Regions from separate parts of the Mus musculus genome. Here region 1 is linked to region 2. A link is a loop called in an ENCODE intact Hi-C map of the cell type or tissue named here. Cell type or tissue: left cerebral cortex. All regions are shown on one strand. Each heading gives the region's core, and the rest is flanking DNA. Links, peaks and the distances in the headings are about the cores only.

What was found. Hi-C counts contacts between places; a loop is a spot of excess contacts. Peaks named below come from ENCODE experiments on the same cell type or tissue, not always from the same donor. Only the 100,000 strongest peaks of a DNase experiment are listed, where the experiment ranks them.
Region 1: a loop joins it to region 2, with 9 times the contacts of the local background. A loop is called at or near these places in 18 of 42 quality-filtered maps.

The regions. Positions count from the first base shown.
Region 1 is chr17:34,613,846-34,623,476 of GRCm38, forward strand. It overlaps Egfl8 (EGF-like domain 8), which reads right to left and starts at 2,126. Exons shown (of 9, transcript NM_152922.3): 1 at 2,062-2,126; 2 at 1,322-1,441; 3 at 1,034-1,156; 4 at 824-933; 5 at 639-734; 6 at 325-495; 7 at 164-246; 8 at 1-85. The coding sequence starts at 1,422. It overlaps Ppt2 (palmitoyl-protein thioesterase 2), which reads right to left. Exons shown (of 9, transcript NM_001302396.1): 6 at 9,186-9,269; 7 at 9,006-9,090; 8 at 3,819-3,873; 9 at 2,817-3,642. The coding sequence ends at 3,499. In left cerebral cortex, for the core only: a CTCF peak has its summit at 5,337 (motif pointing left); DNase peaks (open chromatin) are centred at 2,075, 4,789 and 5,332; H3K27ac peaks cover 1,358 bases.
Region 2 is chr17:34,435,843-34,445,473 of GRCm38, forward strand. BC051142 (cDNA sequence BC051142) reads left to right here. Exons shown (of 20, transcript NM_001001177.2): 7 at 5,025-5,045; 8 at 7,596-7,616; 9 at 8,196-8,216. Among named protein-coding and RNA genes, the nearest start is that of Btnl4, 35 kb to the right of the region's middle. In left cerebral cortex, for the core only: a CTCF peak has its summit at 4,157 (motif pointing right); DNase peaks (open chromatin) are centred at 1,517, 1,865, 2,411, 2,908 and 2 more places.

The DNA of each region.
Region 1 (9,631 bases), core at 1,194-9,193, 180 kb after region 2:
AAAGCTCAGCCACCTGTTCAGGCCGCAGCTCTTCAGGGGGCATGGGCAGCACTGCTCGAACCCAGGCCCCAGCCTGTGTGGCCCACTACAAAGAAAAGCAGTACTTGAGGATGCTGGCAAGGCCCCAGGAACACTGGCACCCATGCCTCTCCCAGCTGCTCACCTGCTCCAGCTTCTCCAGACGCCCACGAAGCTCTGCAACCTCCCACCTCAGGGCTCGCTCCTCTTCGCTGTCTGCTTCCCGAACTAGGACAAAGGAAAAAGAGAGTGTGGCCTTCCCCCGCAGCACAGACCAGGCCCACCCCACAGGCAACCCACACTCACCTGCCACACTGAGGATGCTGGCACTTGTCGGGGACTCTGGAGGCCCCCCTGCACAGGTGCGTCCATCGAGACCCAGCACCAGGGGGTGTGGACAGCTGCACAAGAAGCTGCCCAGTGTGTTGAGGCAGCCATGAGAGCAGAGGGTAAGGCTGGCCCTGCATTCATCGACATCTAGTTACCAGAAAGAGAAGAGAGCTCAAGGGGGCAGGCAGGATGCAGGGTGAGTGGGGCAGTCCCCATCTCAGCACCCACCCCCATTGCCCATGTGTGTGTGTGTATGTGTGTGACAGGGGGAGGGGGACCATCCTGCTCACCCACGTGGCAATGCTTTCCTCCCCAGCCTGGGGCACACTCGCACCGGTCTGGTCCAGTGCAGACACCTCCATTAAGACAAGGCTTGGAGCAGATGGCTGGGGTCCATTTGAGAAGACAGTTAAGACCCAGACACAGGGCCAGCTCCCAGCAAGCCTCCCACAGCCTGAAGTCCCAGCCTCCTCACCATCACAGGTGAGAGCTCCTGGGTGTGGCTTCTTCCAGCCCTGACAGCACACCACGTGTGTCTGTGGTACCTCCCGCCTCACCTCCCGCCAGGCCACACGGTATGTGGTCCTAGAACACAGAAGCAGGCTCATATCTGTAGGTACCCATCCTGGACTTGCCTCTTGGGGTCCCTTTGAGACCTGGGAGCCTTAGGGGCTTCACCTCTCACCTGTAGGTGCTACATATGCGCCTCCCCGCACACAAGGTCAGGTAGGGTTTGTACACCGGTTGACTATAGGACTCGTTGTAACGGAGAGGAACCAGCAGCGTCTGCTTGGAGCACACTCCCAAACTGTAGGCACACCAGGGAGGAGGAGGGTGTCGGGCCCTCAGCACCTCACACAGCTGAGACCAGGCGCCCCCCTCCCACCCTGGCATCTCGCCTTCATTCTGAACTTTCAATTTTCTGTCCCATGGCAAACCCCATCCCAGCAAAGCCCTCCCCATTGGCTGTCACCTCTCTTTGAAAGATCCTCCTCTGGTCCCTTCGCCCGTCATCAGCACCAGGAAGAATGAGAGTCCTCGTAGGGAAATGCACAGCTCAGCCCAGAGCCCCATGGCTCCCTCACTCTGAGGGCTGCAGACAAGTGGTTATTGGAGCTCTTCCCTTCTCCTTGGGTCTCTAGGTGAGGCCCTCCTAAAGCAATCTGACTTGGTGGTCAGGACACTGACTTTCCCAAGCCACTCCCATGGTCTGCAGTGGCCTGCACACCTAACCAACGTGCCCTGCCAGTACCAAGTCATGGTCCCTCCGTCCTCAGCCAGGCTCACCACTCTAAATGCTCCTGGCCAGCCTTCCTGCACATCCCTTGCACACTGCCTTAGAATATGTCACCTTCACAAGTGTACACACCTTATACCCCGACCCAAGCATCCACCGCTCCCCCACACTCTCATCATACCGACACCCCTCACTCAGAAGCCCTCCCCCTCCCTCGTCCCCACTGGAAGGTGAAGTGATGTGGGTTCTTCCCACCACTGACTTCCTCTCCCTACCTACCCACTTCTCCTCTTCCTACCTGTTTCCCTGTCCAGGAGGCTGCAGCAGCAACAGCCCCAGCAGCCGCAGCTTACACTGGTGGGTGGGCCTCTCTGGCTGAGAAGATGCAGAGGGGCTGGACCACACAGCAGTCTCCCTCCCACTAGCTCCTCAGACCCAGGCTGGTTGGCTCAGTAGACAGGCCCTGCCTTCCTCACCTTCTTCTCTTCAGCCAAGTGTTGCTCCAGCAGGACCTACACAATTTCGGAGGTCCCTGAATTATGGACCCCAAATCAGAAGTTCCCGGCTCTAATAGCAACCAGTACCCCACCCCCTTTCAGCCTAAGAGACTGTGGGATAATGTGAGGGCAGGGAGAGAGGGCGGGAGACAAAGCAAGAGCAGGTCATGGCCAAGTAGGCCAGATCGGCTGAGGAAAGAAAGCGGCCGTCACAGAAGGGCAGGGGCAGCCCAAGGCACCAAGGGAAAAACTGTCTCCATCTCTTGATGGCATTTGTTGGGGGCTGAGGGGCACCACCCCCAAGCCAGAACAGACAGGGCCCTATTGTCTCAGTCTAAATTCCTCCTCCCAGGCAAAGGGAGATTCACTGTACAGCCCCTCACCCGGTCCTGGCCTCCAAAGGTCAAGGGGGATGACACATGCCCACTCTGACCCTCAGCCCCCTTGTCTAGTCTGGGGGTGGCATGTCAATTCCACCCATGAGGCCGAGGCCCAAACTGGCAGAGCCTGGGGCTTAGCCCCCTAACCCTAGGCTGGGACAGGAAGAGAATTGTCTTCAGCAGGAAAGAACCCGCAGAGTCAGGAACCCACACAGAATGGGCATTGAGAGGAAGGAAACACCAAGGGGGTCCCCACCCCAGACCAAGCATCCGGGCATCCAGGCCCCAGGCTCTCTATTCCCACCCTCCTGGGGGAGCCCAGTTCCCCTTCACCTGGGAATAAGCCAAGCCACGCTGAGGAAATGGATCTTTTATTTCTATAAATACAGGGACCACCCACTCAAGGGTAGTTAAAAGAGGGGCTGGGGCCTCAAAGAACCTAGGCTCCCAGGGGATACCCCAACACTGATCATAGGGACTGGGGGATCCCCAAACCTGAGATGGGCCTTGCAGGCCACAGATATTCCCCAACACTGACACTTCAAAAGTGGAATTGTCCCCATAGGGGAGCCTCAGAACACCCCCTCTTATGGGTGCCCCTCTTGGTGGGGAGGCTAGCCACAGGGAAGTTGAGAAAAGAGGGAAACGGGGATAACAGAAGCTAAAAATGTCCTGAGTGGCCTGGAAGAAGACCCCTGAGGTGGGCAGGGGCTGGGTTCTCCTCCGATACAGCCAGACCCGGAGAAGCAACAGCAGCGGTGAAGCCACAGTTAAAAACCTGGCACTTGCTTCCCAACCTCAGCCGTGGCAGAAAGGGAGAGCGTGGAGGCGTCCCCAAGTGAGGACATGAGGTAGGGGACCAGGACTTGTCATTCACAGAGGAGCAGGGGGGGAGGGGGGAGGGGAGCCCTGGTGGGGGTCGGGCAGTGTGGGAATGACAAGATGGTTGCAGGCATGCCAGAGCCTGGCATCTGCTTCCCAAGGCCACCGCTTGATCTCTGGGCTGGGGAATTCCTGGAGACCACTGAGGACATCTTCAGGAGAGCCACGGCTCAATGCAAGTATCGTAGAGCGTACGGTTAGAGTGCCACGTGGTGTGAGAGATGCCAGCCATGGGACACCTCACTATGGCCCCCCGGGCCAGGAGAGTCTTCAACCCAAAAGAATCTCGAAGATACACCTTCGAGGTGGGCCGAGGGCCATGGAAACATGGAAGAAAGAGAGACAGGAGTGAGACGCTGCTCATGTCCAGACCAACCTCTCCCTCCCTCATGAAGCAGGAGTCAGAGGCAGAAGGAGCCCCAGAGTGAAGTGGAGACAAAGGGAGGGGGAAGGCAAGTCTTTGGAGGGGCTTACCGGCTGCTCCTCCATCTCCAGAACTGTCTCATTGGCATCATAGAAACCAAAGAAGCTGCAAAGACATGTATGTGCATAGAGGTTATCAGGAGAACCAAGGAAAATTCATGTGCATTAGTGCCCCCACAGAGACTCATGGCCCCGGGAGACAGGCAGCCTAGAGCACACTCAAAGGCTAAGAAGTTAGGGGGCATCTGCGGTAGTACACGCCTTTAATCCCAGCACTTGGGAAGCAGAGGTCGAGGGCAGCCTGGTATAAAAAGTGAGTCCTGCGGCCAGGGTTCTGTTACACAAAGAAACCCTGCCTCGAAAAACCAAAATAAATAAATAAATAAATAAATAAATAAATAAAAAAGATAGAATTTAAGATCTAGAGAACTGGTTCAGAACAGCATAGCCAGCCTGTTACACAAAGAAACCCTGCCTCGAAAAACCAAAATAAATAAATAAATAAATAAATAAATAAATAAATAAATAATAAAGATAGAATTTAAGATCTAGAGAACTGGTTCAGAACAGCATAGCCAGCCACTCCTCCAGGGGAGTTGGGCTCAATCCCAGCACTCAACATGGCGTCTCCCAACCCTTTGTAGCCCCAGTTGCAGGACATCTATGCCATCTCATGGCCTCCCTGAATATAGGCATGCGCATGATACACACACAAGCAAACCAGTCATACACATAAAATTTTAAATAAAATAATTGCCTGGTCGTGGTGTTGCACACCTTTAATCCCAGCACTCGGGAGGCGGAGAAGCAGGTGGATCTCTGAGTTCCAGGCCAGCCTGGTCTACAGAGTGAGTTCCAGGACAGCCAGGGCTACACAGAGAGAGATCCTGTTCCAAATAAATACTTTTTTAAAAAGCAAACACCTTAAGTTTGGGAGCGGGAGAGACAGGTAAGAGCAGCAGGTAAGAGCAATGGCCGCTCTCCCTAGGATGCTTTATCTGCACGCACACAAATCCACATATGCACACACGCCTACACATGACCCAGAATAAAAATCCTTAAAAAAGAAATTCAAGAACCAAGTATGGTGGCTTCTGTCTATAACCTCAGCACTGGGGAGGCAGAAGCAGGTGGATCTCAGTAAGTTCAAGGCCAGCCTGGTCTACATAACGAGAGACCATATTTCAATAAAAGGCCCGGAGACTGTGGGAGTGAGAAGAAAGCAGGCTAGGAGTGAGTCCTGGCCAGGGAAGCAAGCCCTAGCCAAACAGGGCGACAAGGTGATACAGCAGGAACAGAAGAGCTGGGTTAGCAGGTGTGGGGAGTGGGAGTGCGGGACTCCAGCTCTGGCTATAAAACTCTGGGCTCAGCGGTTAAGAGCACTGGCTGCTCTTCCAGAGGTCCTGAGTTCCATTCCCAGCAACCACATGGCGGCTCACAATCATGTGTAATGAGATCAGATGCCCTCTCTTCTGTCGTGCAGGTGACATGCAGATAGAGCACTCATAAAATAACTAAATCTTAAAGCTAATGCCCATCATCCTGTGTAAAAGTGCTCCCCCTCGTGGAGGGGAAGGGAAACGCTATGGACAGTCTGCTCTTACCAATTGCTAATGCAAGCGTAGGCAAGCCTGAGAGTCCCTGTCCCATGGGTCCTGATAAGGCCAGTGACTACCGCCCCCAAGTGAGCTAGGTAAGGGAGGGGCTAGTGAGATGGCTCAGCACCTAGTGCTCTTTCAGAGGATGCAAATTCCATTCCCATACCCACAAAGGTGGTGGGGGATGGGAGTAGTGCTCACAGCTGCAGGTAACTCCAGCTCCAGGGGATCTGACACCTTCTTCTGGCTCAGCAGGTGAAGGTGCCTGTTGCCAAACCTGACAAACTAAGTTCAACCCTACAGACCCACATAGTGGAAGGAAACAAGCCAGCCTCTGATTCTCCACGTATGTTCATATAGACATATGTACATGAGCATACTCAAAGTATATCAATATATGTAAACTGAAAACTAATAAATCCTAAAAGGGAGAGGCTTGCAACAGACCATATGCTATTTAACCATGAGCTATTACAACCATGGCGGTTTTTTTTTTTTACACATGAAATGCCATTGTGTATGTAAAAGCCACCCTTACTCTTGCACTGTTTTTATTTGGGAAGGTTGTCACTCCTTCTTCAATCCTCCTAACATCTTCCAATCCCACCTAGAATATTTTATTTGTTGTTGAGACAGAGTCTCACTTTGCAGTCCTGGCTGTCTTAGAACTCATTATGTAGACCAGGCTGACTTTGCACTCCACGATCCACCTCCTAGTGCTGAGATTAAACAAGTGTGCCACCATGGCCAGCCCAGTCTATTTTTATTTATTTATCTTTTTTTATTTTATGTGTATGGGTATTTTGCCTTCATATATGTATGTGCACCACAAGCATTAAGTGTCTCTGTGAGGCGCCATGTGGTTGCTGGGAACCAATCCTGGGTCGTCTACAAGAGCAGCCAGTGCTCTTAACCACTGAGCACCTCTTCAGCTTCTGTATTTGTTAAAAAGCAAGCACACTGGCTGTCAGGAGTTGGAGGAGGGGAATGTTTAAGGAGTGTGAAACTTCAGTTTAGTGGACAATGTTTTCCAGAGGGATAAAGGTTAACTTACACAAGTGTTAATGAAGCTAATGCCACAAAACTAAACCTTTAAAAACCATAATTTCTAAGGTTGGGTATGCAGTTGGGCTGGCAGAGTGACTGCCAAGCATGCACTGGGTTCTGGGTCCTATGCCCAGCATTATATAAACTTGACATGGTAATAAATATCTACATCTGTAGCTGTACAACAAACTTGAAGCCATCCTGGATTACATGCTACTCTGTCTCACAAAAGCTAAAAAAAATAAAAATTATAACTTCTGCCTACCTATCTACTACAATTCTGTCTATCTGTCCTTCTCTCCTCCTAGTGCTAAAATCAAATCCAGGAGCCACGTGTGGTAGCACAGGCCTTTAATCTTTCAAGAGGCAGAAGGATTTCCGTGAGTTCAAAGCTAGCCTTGTCTACAGAGCTACTTCCAGGCTAGGCAGAGAAAACCCTTTTTCCCAAAACAAGCAAGCAACAATTACAACAAAAATTGAGCCCGGGACTTCAGCGTGCTGACCAAATACACCCTCTCAGCTCATTATTGTTTTGAGTAGAGTCTAATTGGTAGCCCAGGCTGGCCACCGTCAGAAATATCCTTCTGCCTCTGCCTCAAAGGTCCTGGGATTACAGTTGAGCAGACTATGCTCAGCTACAGTTTGTCACAATAAAAAACAGCTCGAGGGCCTGACGGCTGCTGCCTCTTACTGCCTTCCCCAATCCTCACAGGGATGGCCTCCCATGGCATGTGCCTTCCCTTACTTCCTCAGGCCTGCTCAGATGGCAGCTCCTTCAAGGACACTTCCCTCCCCACAGACTCCACCAGACCTGTTCTTTCACCGCACCTGCCACCAGTATTTCTGATCTACTGTCTTTAGGGACGTTCTTTATTGCTGTTTCCCCAGAGCCCAGAACGGCACCTGGGCACACACGGCACTCAATAAATATTTGCTTGAGTAAATGTCAGGCTCCCAGATCAACTCATGACGACACACCAGAGACAGGTGTGCAGTGCTGCGGAGCCATCAGCTTTCCTGCGGAATGAGATAAGATGGCGGACCCTCATTCTTACACTGTAGTGACATCAGAGTCCTGACTTTGGTCTTCTGGAGATTTTTGTTTGGTGTTTTTTTTGTGTGTGTTTGTTTTTTGGTTTTTTGTTTTTGTTTTTGTTTTCCGAGACAGGGTTTCTCTGTGTAGTCCTGGCTGTCCTGGTACTCACTCTGTAGACCAGGCTGGCCTTGAACTCAGAAATCTGCCTGCCTCTGCTTCCAGAGTGCTGGGATTAAAGGCATGCGCCACCACGCCCGGCTGGTTGGTTTTTTTTGTTTGTTTTTTTTTGAGACAGGGCTTCTTTGTGCTGCCCTGGAATTTACTATATAGACCATGCTGGCTTTGAACTCAGAGATCTACTTGCCTCTGCCTCCTGAGTGCTGGGATTAAAGGTGTGTGCTACCTCACCCGGCAGTCTGACTTTGATACAATGTTCTAGTTACCTACGATATGGCCTCTAGGAAAATCTCCAGAACAAGCACAGTACCATGATAAACCATCTCTCAACCCTCCTAAGAATCCGTGATCACTTCAAAATTATGTATGTATAAATATGTAGTTTGGGCTGGCGAGATGGCTCAGCAGTTAAGAGCACTGACTGCTCTTCTGAAGGTTCTGAGTTCAAAGCCCAGCAACCACATGGTGGCTCAGAACCACCAGTAATGAGATCTGATGCTCTCTTCTGGGGTGTCTAAAGACAGTTACAGTGTACTTACATATAATGAATAAATCTTAAAAAAAAAAAAAAAAAGTGGTTTTTGAGGTTGGGTCTTATGTAGCCCAGGCTGGCCTCATTGTCACTAGGTAGTCCAAAGATGACCTTGAGTTTCTGACCCTCCTCTTACCTCCTGGCATGTGGCCCCTGTGACTGAATGTGGGGCCTCAGGCATGATAAGCATGCTACCAGCTGAGACACACCTCCAGCTGCCAAAATTTTTGGCAAACTTTTTATACCAGTTTGCTTGCTTGCTTGCTTGCTTGACTGCATTGGTATTTTGTTCTGTTTTGTTTTGACAGTCTCACTATGTAGCCTGAAACAGAGATCCACCTGCCGCTGCCCCAAGTGCTAGGATTAACTATTGCTGGCATTAAATATATCTGTTTTGCGGGGGGCGGGGGGTATTGGGGGACTTTCAGGATAGTATTTGAAATGTAAACGAAGAAAATACCTAATAAAAAATTGGAAAAAAATATCCGTGTGTGTTTTAGTGAAGCGATCTCATTGTCTTGCCCACACCCATACTGAACTCCTGGGCTCAAGTGATCTTGCCTCAGACTCTAATTTCTAATTTCAAGTATGCAGAATACTTGCCTAGCATGTGAAAGTCCCTGGGTCTGATCCCCAGCCCTGCCAAGTAAGAGTGGGTGTGGTTAATAATGCCAGTCATTTGGGACACAAAGACAAGAGGTCCACCCATCAAGCCAGAGTTATGCACTGGGACCCTGTCTGTCTCTAAAAGAACATCTGCTCTAGGGGCCCCTAATAGGCCAGGTTTGGGAGATCAAGATTAGTGGGGGTTAGAGAGCCAGTCTTCAGCCTCTATGATCCCACATTACCTAGATTGCCAGGGAGTGATAACGCCATCATCAGGACCCCCAATCAGCACCAGACGGCCCACGCGAAGGAAGTTCTTCCGCCATGCTGTAGAGACAGGGGAGAGATGAGTCAGCCATAGGCGTCAGGCCAGGTTTAGGGAGGAAGAGAAGAGGGGACACAGGTGGAAGTGGCGGTCTTACCAGTGGCATTGGGATGGTCTCTTTCCCCATTGATGAGGGCCAGAAAGCTGCTGGCATTGAGGTACAAGTCATCGTGGTGAGGATCTGAGTAAAAAACAACAGTTAGCAGGAGTTGGGAAGGAACGGGTCAAGAGCCTGCCCGGTGCGCCCGAGGCCCTGAGTTTGGACCTCAAGTATCACAGGAACCAGGAGGCATGATGACGCACACCTGTAATCCTAGCACTCAGGACGTTAAGTCAGGAGAATCACAGTTCATAGTCATCCTCGGCTACATAGAGTTCAAGGGGGCTGGCTGTTCTCCCAGGACTCAGCACACAATGGTCTGATGCCATCTTCTGGTGTGCAGGTGTATATGCAGACAAAATACTCACATACACAAAATACATAAATAATCTAATAGTGAAGCTAGGCATCCAGCCACACCACAGAAGAATAAAAATAACTTC
Region 2 (9,631 bases), core at 924-8,923:
TATATGTTATTAACTATAGAGCTACCATACAATACTGTAAGGACCCAGCAATCACTTCTCCTCTCCTGTTCTGTGATCACCAAATGAGAGGGCTGTCCAGCTATCAAAGCAAGGTAGTGTCAAGACACTGTCGCAATAAGTATTCCCCTAACTGTGGTACCCTCGGGAAGGGGATCCCAAACCTATGTTCTTAAGAACTTAGTCCTGACCAGGCAGAGAGATGGTGCTGTGCCTACTGGGCAATGGAAGACCTAGTGTATCCTGGGAGATTCTCCTGATAGATTCGGGGGTAAAGGTGCAATGTGTGAACCACTATCCACATTAACTTGATTTTTTTTGTACCCTTCTTCAGCTATTGCTCAAGAACCGCCAAGTGAGTTTTTCTTCTATTTTCACAATGTTATGTCATTGAGTTCCCATACTAGGCAGAGGACCACCCCCTTTCTTACCTGTTCTCCAATAAGCCAGGGTGATAGGGCTCATAGCTCATGATTCTGGAGAGCTGCCTCATACCTTCAGAACATTTCTCTGCAAGGCAGTGCCAACCTAAGCAAACTCATGCCTTTGGCCACACATTCCTCAGCTCCTCAGCTCCTCAGCTCCCTTCTGTATCTTCACATTCTATTAACACAAGAGAGTCTTCCTTTGACCACAGCCCTGTCTAGCTACAACCACCCCAGGGGAGTTTCTGCTCACAGACACTTTTAACTCATGCCTGAGTGTTGACTAACATCTTTCTGATGTATGGAGGACTGTTGTCAAGGTGCCTGGAGCTGCATCCCACTCCTTAGTTGTATGAACATAGGCAAGTCTCTCCTGAGAGCTTAAACCAGTTACCTAAGTAATCACAACAATAAACTTGAAAGATTTCAAACAGCTAGAAGGATAAGAAGTAGGGAAGCATGAAGACAGAGGAGGTGACACTTAGGTCTATAACCTCAAGACTCTGAACCATATCTGGGAGGAGGGAATAGAATCACCAGCCCTCTGTGGTCTAAACTGGAAGCTCACAGTTCTTCCCTTTTTGTAATATTTTCATGAACCTTTAGAGAATTGTATATAGTTTATTTTGACCATATTGATTACTACCAGTAATGGGATCTACCAGTCCCACACCATGTCCTCTCTTTTGAAAAAACTGTCTCTCAGCAGCTAGCTGTCTTGATCCTCCAGCCCTGACAGTCTTTCCGCCCCTTTTCAGAGATGTTTTCTAAGCCTCACATGTTGGACTGTAGATGTATTAATTGGGGGTGAGCACCTAAAATACAGTTGATTTCTGTATCTCAACCAGTTGTGGTTTTCAGGAATGTTCTTGATTTCTATTACAGGTAGAACAAGAAGCACCAAGTCCTTATCCGAACCTCTGAGTACGTTTCCCCAAACTCTAACTCTATTCCTGGGTCTGCTATGCAATGCCTGCTCTGGGGGGGGCTTATGAAGGGCGGTAAGGAGACACACTCAGACAGAGGAAGCTGTTTGACTCTTCCTGTCCCTCCCAGTGTGGAAATTGCCCTCCTTTCAAGTTCCTTTAAGTAACAGTTCCACCGCTTTATGCAACCCAGTGAAGAGTCTGCTAACAAAAACCCAAGTTCACTCAGTTAAAAGCATGAGGACAATCCTGGGGCCAGGTGAAGCACTTACAAAACAGTCTAGGTTAATAACCTTAGAGGGTGGCCTCAGTCTCTTAAACAACCAGAGGAAATGCACTGACTTCCCAGAATCCTCCCACATGGAGGACTCCGTGAATGCTTGGCCTGAATCCCTCCCCACCCACCCTCCCCACAAAAAAAAAAAAAAAAAAACAAATGCCCTGAGTCATGCTCCTTCGAAACTTAAGGTTTTGTGTTTCTGTTTTAGCCGGCAACGCTGGAGACATCTGTAAGTTCCTCTCTGCATTTGATCCTCAGCAGCTTTGCCTCACTACACAGAACAGCTTTGACATTTACTGCCCTGGCACCTCTATTTCCTCCTGTGACCACTGCCCACTCTTCCCCTTCCTTCCCTGCTCTTGACATACTGGGCGCCCCTGTGAGATAGAACCCCTCCCAAACCTGCAGTACCAGCTGCAAAGGGAGACTTGTCAGGGACAGACAGACTAGCAAAACGTAGAACTGTCTCTCTTCTTAAAGCTCCAGTGACACTCGAGGGAAAAGACTAACACGGTGTCCTCCTCAGCAATGGAGAGAGGGCTCCATGGCATTCAGAGAGCACCAGCCTATAGATGGAGGGTCCCCACACCATCAGTGATGGTTTGTGGGAGGAGTGAAGAGTGTGGTGTGGTGTGGTGTGTGTGTGGTGTGGTGTGGTGTGGTGTGCTGTGGTGTGCTGTGGTGTGCTGTGGTGTGCTGTGGTGTGTGCTGTGGTGTGTGCATGTGAGCACAAGTCTAGAAGAAGGGCCTGGAGACTATTGCAGGTGGCATTGTAACAATCATCTGTCAGGAGCTATGTGATGCAGAGCAGGAGACATGAGGACAGCTGATAGGACATTTGATCAGTCCCCTGCAGCCCCAGGGGGGAATCACCTTAGATTCTGATGGAGATACCGAACCTCAGCCTGGTGTCCACCCCTGGCCTACTAATCAGACCCTGTGTTTGTCAAGGTCACTGGTTTGTCAAGGTCACTGGGTGATTTACACATACATTAAAATTTGAGTTTCATCATGCTATAGGATCTGAATCTTCTGCACTTAGAAAGGAAATAAAAGCAGAGCACGGTTGACCCCAACTGAGTCAGCTTCTCCATCCCTGTGGAGTCTCCACACAACAGCATGTGACTAACAAGAAAAGTGAACCTCCTTGGGGCTTAGTGGATTTGTTAAAGTGTCTGCTCAGATTTCTGAGGCTGTTCATACCTAGAATAGGTTAATCCTGAAAGCAAGAGGAAAAAGAATGTCAGAGTCAGGGCTCATGAGTCACACCCTGCACAAGGAGAATGCTATTTTGCTGAGCACGGGAGTCTAGGCTCTGGATTCCTTCACCCACAATCCCTGCCTAGAATAGCTTCAGTCTGTCTCATACCACCATGGCAAGCCAGGTTACTCTGGTGAACAAGGATCTAACTCATCACAAAGATAGGAATTCCAATGTCTCCTTCAGAAGATGAGGCCATAGACTCTAGCTAAACAGTTGGAGATGGCCAGCTAACAGGAAAGCGATAGGTATGTTGACATCGCACTTACTCTCCCCGGGAGGGGGCTGACCCCAGCTCGTGCTGCCCATCGGAGTGAAAACGGCACTGTTGGCTTTGGTTTTGGAATTTCCCAAAAAGAATTTTGATGCAAACTGTTTACCTCTGCTAGAGAACTAACTGATTTTGGTTTATTTTTCCAATATTTTAGCTGGAACCATTGGACCTATAAGTGAGTTCTTTTTTTAACCTCTTTGTCCTTCTATGAGATCTGGGATCCTACCCTCTTTGTACCCCACCTGCCCCAACTCTTGTCTGGAAGGATTTTCCATGCATGTTTCCTGATCACATTAAAAGTTTAGAGCACTTCCTGATATCCAAGACCTAAGACAAGGTGTCATGAAATATCACTGAGTTTAAGAAAAGGGAACGTCTGGCTGGAGAGATGGCTCAGCAGTTAAGAGCTCTTCCAGAGGTCCTAAATTCAATTCCCAGCAACCACATGGTGGCTCACAACCATCTATAATGGGATCTGATGTGTGTCTGAAGACAGTGACAGTATACTCATGCATAAAACAAATAACTTTAAAAAGAAGAAAAGACAAGGGAACGTCAAGTAGTTCTTACATCTTTATTTTATTGTCATTTTATATTTTTATTAAATATTTATTTGTTAAGATGGGTGGGTCCTCGATAACTTGCTCTGATGGAAAGTCTCTGCTCTCTCTGAGATAGCTGCCATCTTTGTATTAGCGCTACCCCACCCTCACCCCCATTGAGTTGCTTTGTGATTTCTTTGGTGAATATTGGTGGCATGCAGATTCTGCAACTGTCAACCACATTGATACACTCTTGTTCCCATTACAGTGCAGTTCTCGGCACCTATTCGTGAGTATTTGTCCTCCACTCTAGCCCTGTGCATAGCAAACCTGCAGAGGTGTGAGTGGACATACCTCCTTACAGTTTGCAAAGAGGCCATGCATGCCATGCAGTGACCTATCCCACAAGCTGACTTAATAAAAGAACACTAGGGGGCAGTATAGTCACCCCTCAGAAAAGGAAATTATATTTCTCAAACCATAAGTCTCTAAGGAAACACAAGAAGAGAAATATATGCATTACAAACCCCACATCGTCTTTCTTGATTGTCTAAGGCAATTCATCACAGAATGAAAAGAAGCCTCCAGTCTTACATGTTCCCAGTGTTGTGCAATTGGAGGGCTGCCTATGACTAGCAATACAAGCCACCCTGGGTTTTCCTAGCATTTCCATGCACAATGTTGAAAGATGGGTATTCAGTTATTAGGTATTACCTTCACATCAATTAAGCATAATGATCTCTCTCCCCATCTCTCTAGCCGGAGCTACAGGACCTATCAGTAAGTTTATTGTCCCTTCTAAACTGTAGAGCTCATGCTTTTTCTGTGACAACTAACAGGTATTCTCCTGCTCTTCATGGTGGAGTCTCAAAGGTCTCATTGTGTCATTTTCTTCGCCTTTTTGTTTCTCCTCCCCCTGGCATGTCAGTGGGTCACCTCTGGGTTGTGAATACTGACAAAGCAGAGACAGAACCCCCATAGAACCAACAAGGGGCTCACCAACATCATGCCACACAAGAGTGTGAGGGAGGACAGTGGGAGGGGAAAAGAGTTCCAGCAGGGAGGGTTTGTCTAGTCCTTTGCAAGGGTTTAAGTTAAACCTTGGGCACCCACATCCCAGGGGGACTGTTGGGCAAAGGTCTTTTCCCTGCCTGAGCTTGTTCGAGCACTCATAGCAAGGGAACGAGCTTGCTATAGCCTCCATTAGGCTCGAAGTTCAGACCCCAGCTGAGGAGGCACATAGATGAGGGCAGTCAGAGCTCAGGACACCTGCTAACTTCTGTTCTGTTTCTTTCCAGAACTGACTCAAAAAACCTTCCGTAAGTCACCTGCGTCTCCGTTGCACCTCTTGACCCTCAAGAGACTTAGGGTAGCTGTTCGTTTTCATGCCAATCATCTGTACCCATAGACCCAAAGACAGAGCACTCCCACTGCTTGATCATCGTTTTCCAGAGCTCCCCAGGGTAGCAGTAAACCAGGCTCCACAGTAAAAGGATATTAACTATGGCAGTGGAACCCAAAGTGAAAAAAATCAGCCTATGGGCTGCCTCTTCCTGACCCACTAGTCCTTATCCAGCCCTACGGAGCCAGCACACAACAAAGACTTTCAATAGAGCCCCGAAACCCTCATGGCTTCCACGAATTTTGTTCATCCTGTAAGTGATGGAAACATCAAACTTCTTTTGACTTCCAAGTTCTCAGATGACTTTTCTCCAGGACAGTCAGCTTCTATTGTCGCCAACTTCCATGGCAACTGTGACTTCCCTGATTTACATTTTTCCACAGAAACACTATAAGGAGTGTCTGGGTGCCAAGAAAAAGTTGCTCATCTTATAGCTTTATGAATTGAGTCCTAGACACACATAAACTTTTTTTTTTTGCTCACCATTTTATAGTCTTACGAACAAAAATTAAGCTTTGTTTTGAATTTCACGACCACGCCATGGATGGCTAACTCTGTAACATCTCTTTGCCGTTTACATTATTTCCCTGGACCTCAAAATGCTGACTGTGGTGAAGATAACATAGGTAGGCCTCACAGCTGACCTTAATAAAGAAGACTCTTAGTCCTTCTGCTACCGTTGCTGGGCGTCACAAGCAGGTTACAGAACATGCTGAACTGGAGAAAGAACAGGCCTAACAGAAGAGAAAGCTTAAAAGCAACCACAAAGTAAAAGAGAAGGAAGATGGCAGCTAAAGAGAGAAAGAAAAGCAAAGCTGGACAAACAGAAGAGAAATGGGAAGAAGAGTGAGGGAGACAGCAGGTGGGAGATCAGACACGGCTGAGAACAGGAAGAATAGAACAGGCACACACGGCGGTACAAAGATGGAGACGAAGGAAAATGGAGGAAACAGAGTATCTTGTACCCATGTGAAGGTCATGTGGCTGGCTGGCATTAACTTAGCAGATATTCTAAAGCTCTACCACAAGAACAAGGGCATACACTCACATGTGCTTGTGTGTGCGTGTGTGTGTGTGTGTGTGTGCGCGCGCACGCACAACATACACATACACACACACACACACACACACACACACACTTGCTATAGCAGTTTGAATATGCATGGCCCAGGGAGTGGCACTGTTAGGAGGCGTGTGGCCTTGCTGGAGGAAGTGTGTCACTGTGGAGATGGACTTTGAGACCCTCCTCCCAGCTGCCTGGAAGACAGTCTTCTGTTGTTTGTCTTTGGAACAAGAAGTAGAACTCCCAGCTCCTCCAGAGCCATGCTTGCCTTGATGATGCCAAGCTTCTCACCATGATGACCGTGAACTGAAACTCTGAACCTGTAAGCCACACATACATGCACACATACATGCACACATACATACACACACAGAACTGCTAAATTATGTTGCAAAATACTCCAAATTCTAGCTTGTCTAACTGCTCAGAGCCCAGGGGATCTGGAAAGCCATGTTCAGATGGGTCAGTCACAGACATTTTCCATCATAAGCACCATGGCTTGAGACAGTGGGAAAAGTGGGGGGGTCTTGACCTGACTCTGAATTCACAGGATTATGGTAGCCGTCTGATACAGCCTACTCAGTGTGTCCTCAGCAGGAGAAAGCTGCCAGCCAGCAGGACAGCAGCAGCCAAACCCCTTCCTGAGAGTTGTCCTCACTGTGGACTCTGCAAAGCTCAAAAGCCACCTCAGAATATTCCCTTCCATGGTCCAACCAACAAAACAGAAGCTTCGCTGTCCTGGAAAATTCCCCCCACAGATCCTCGAGGCCCTGAGTACACAAATCTACAGAAATCCCACAAGAGGCATGGCCACAGCTTCTGAGCAGGTGTCTGTAGTTATCCATTCTGGATATATGCTACCCACCAAGGCTCCTTCCTACATAAGCAACACTGAGAACGAGGTGATGGGTTTCCAGTCTTCAGATTGCCGAAGCAGCATCAACTGAAAGCCAACTCTTCATTAAAAGCAGAAGGCTCCGCTCACTCACTGTTCAGACTCTGAAGCTAATCAAACTCAGACAGCAGACCCAACCATTAGCCTCCAAATAGCTAGAAGCTGGGAGAGGGATGAACAGGGCCCTCACCTACTACACCTTTATGCCCCTGGGACATAGTAGGCAGTGACTCAAAAAAAAATCTGACTCAATGCCAGTTCCTCATATAAGCTGGCAGAGGGGGAAGCACGGTTCTGTCTTTCTCTACTGTTCCCTATGCCCACAGCAGCCCCACAGTGAGTGTTGCCTGTGCTTTTGTTCATAGTTTGCAGACTGACCTAGCTCTCCACAATCTCAACACTGTCCCTGCACCCATGCTCTGCACCGCCCCCCCAATAAAATGCACACACACACACAAAACTCTTCAGCAAAAACATTCAAACTAATGTCAATTCTAATTTCTTTTCAGTGCAAACTCCTGGACCTATTGGTGAGTGAAAATGCCCTGGTTCATTATTAGTGACTTTCTCTGACTAAGACTTTGGCTTCCAACTGTTCACAAATTCTGCTCGTTGGCCTGGCTTTTCCTTGTATCATTACCATCCTCCTTAAAGACTAGTCATATTTTAGAAAATGGGGATCCCACGGCCTTAAAATTAGCATTAAGCAGCATGCAATCATATACTTACGATTGTAAGGATATGTCAAACATTGGGAGAGTTTCCAAGGCAAACAAAATGGTGAAGCGGATGGGGGAAAGCTTAAAGGGTAGGCACAGATATAAAAGGGGGCTGGCGAAGAGATGCACATGTGCCTGATAGGATGGGGGTGGAAGAAGGCAAGGAAAGGCTACCCCTAAGGATCTCACCTGTAGTACCTACACAAAAAGCAAGAATGAGGAGGCAGCCCCTGCTTCTAGCTAAGTCTACAGAAAGGCTGGGTGTCATGGGGACGATTGATGCTTACTGTTGGAGTCAGTGCCGCCTAGAAAGGCTGCTATCTGCACACTCCTTTGGAAAACAGTTTGCCTTCTTTCTGTCTAATCACAATCATTTGTATCTATTTACAGTACAATGTATGGATTCCAGTGGTAAGTCCCTTATGGGTTGTTTTGTTGTTGTTATTGTTATTGTTGTTTGGGGTCTTGTTTTGTTTTGTTTTGTTTTGTTTTTCTCTCTGGTGTTCCTTGCCCTTGCATAATGTTCAGATGGCCTGGCCTGTTGCTCCTCTTGGTGGTTTTTGTTACCACAGTATGATGGTTTAAATGTGTTGCTGTGCTTCCCGCTTTGTGCTTGCTAAGAATTCTCTAGAGCTATACATTAAGAGAGGGGCTGCAAAGATGGCTCAGCAGTTAAGAGCAATTGCTGCTTTTGCAGAGGACCCAGGTTCTGTTCCCAGCACCCACATGGAGCTCACAACTGTAACTCCAGCCCCAGAGGATCCAGTACCACCTTCTGGTCTCTGCAGATGCCAGCTACACACATAGTAACCAGATATATTTACATGCAGATAAGATACTCATACACAAAAAATAACTAATGAAAGAAAAAGAGCAAGGAAATGTTCACTTAACATCGTGATATGCTCTGAAACATATTAACACATGATCAGCAGTAGTCAGAAAAATTTTCTCAAGCACCAGAGAAAGATTCAGACGTTCTAAGAGGGCTCAGGAGTGCTTTCCAGTTCAAGAGAGAGGGCCTACTAGAGACTGGAGGAGGCAGGACAGCACCCACAAAATCATGACCATTGTAACCTCTACAATGGGTCGTTTCCTGCCATGAACTCTGGTCCTAATGATCTTTTTGTAGATGAATTAAAGTCATCATGAATTGACTTCTGGCATACAAGTTGGCACACATCTGTAGCCCTGACTCAAGGCTGCCTCCATCCATATTCTTGACCACCCCACACCTGCAGCCTTGGAAATTCTCACAGAAAAAGAAAATAATATTCCTTAGTGGCCTGAAGTCTACTATCAGTGTTTTCTCTGTGTAAATACTTTTGAAATATTATATATTTGAAATAATATATGTATACATGAAAATTGTATTGCTAGTTTTGTCTCTTCTAGCTATATGAGACGTGGGTGAAAAAGGAAGTTTAAGGCAAGTTGATTAAAATGAAAAGCATTTACAAGCCTATCAAAGGGAGCAGGAACGCCTGACTTTCAGATGGCTCAGGTGGTCAGGGGTAGGGACAGAGGGTTTGAAGGGAGTGCAGACAGCCAGAGCACATAGGTCATGATGTTATGAATCTCAAGAGCAGTTTGAAGAATTTTCCATTCTGGGTGGAAAGAGAATGAGTGAAACCTGGCTGCTGACAACACAGTCCCTTTCCTACCCAGGCCAGCAAAAGCACAGACAATACCCTCAGCTGACAGAGGCTGGGAGCCCTGCACCTCTTTATAGCTATAGTGTCATCCCTGTGATTTAGACTTTTAGCTTCAGCCCTACACACGAACACATGCACACATGCATGCATGCTGATATTTCTTCATTTGTT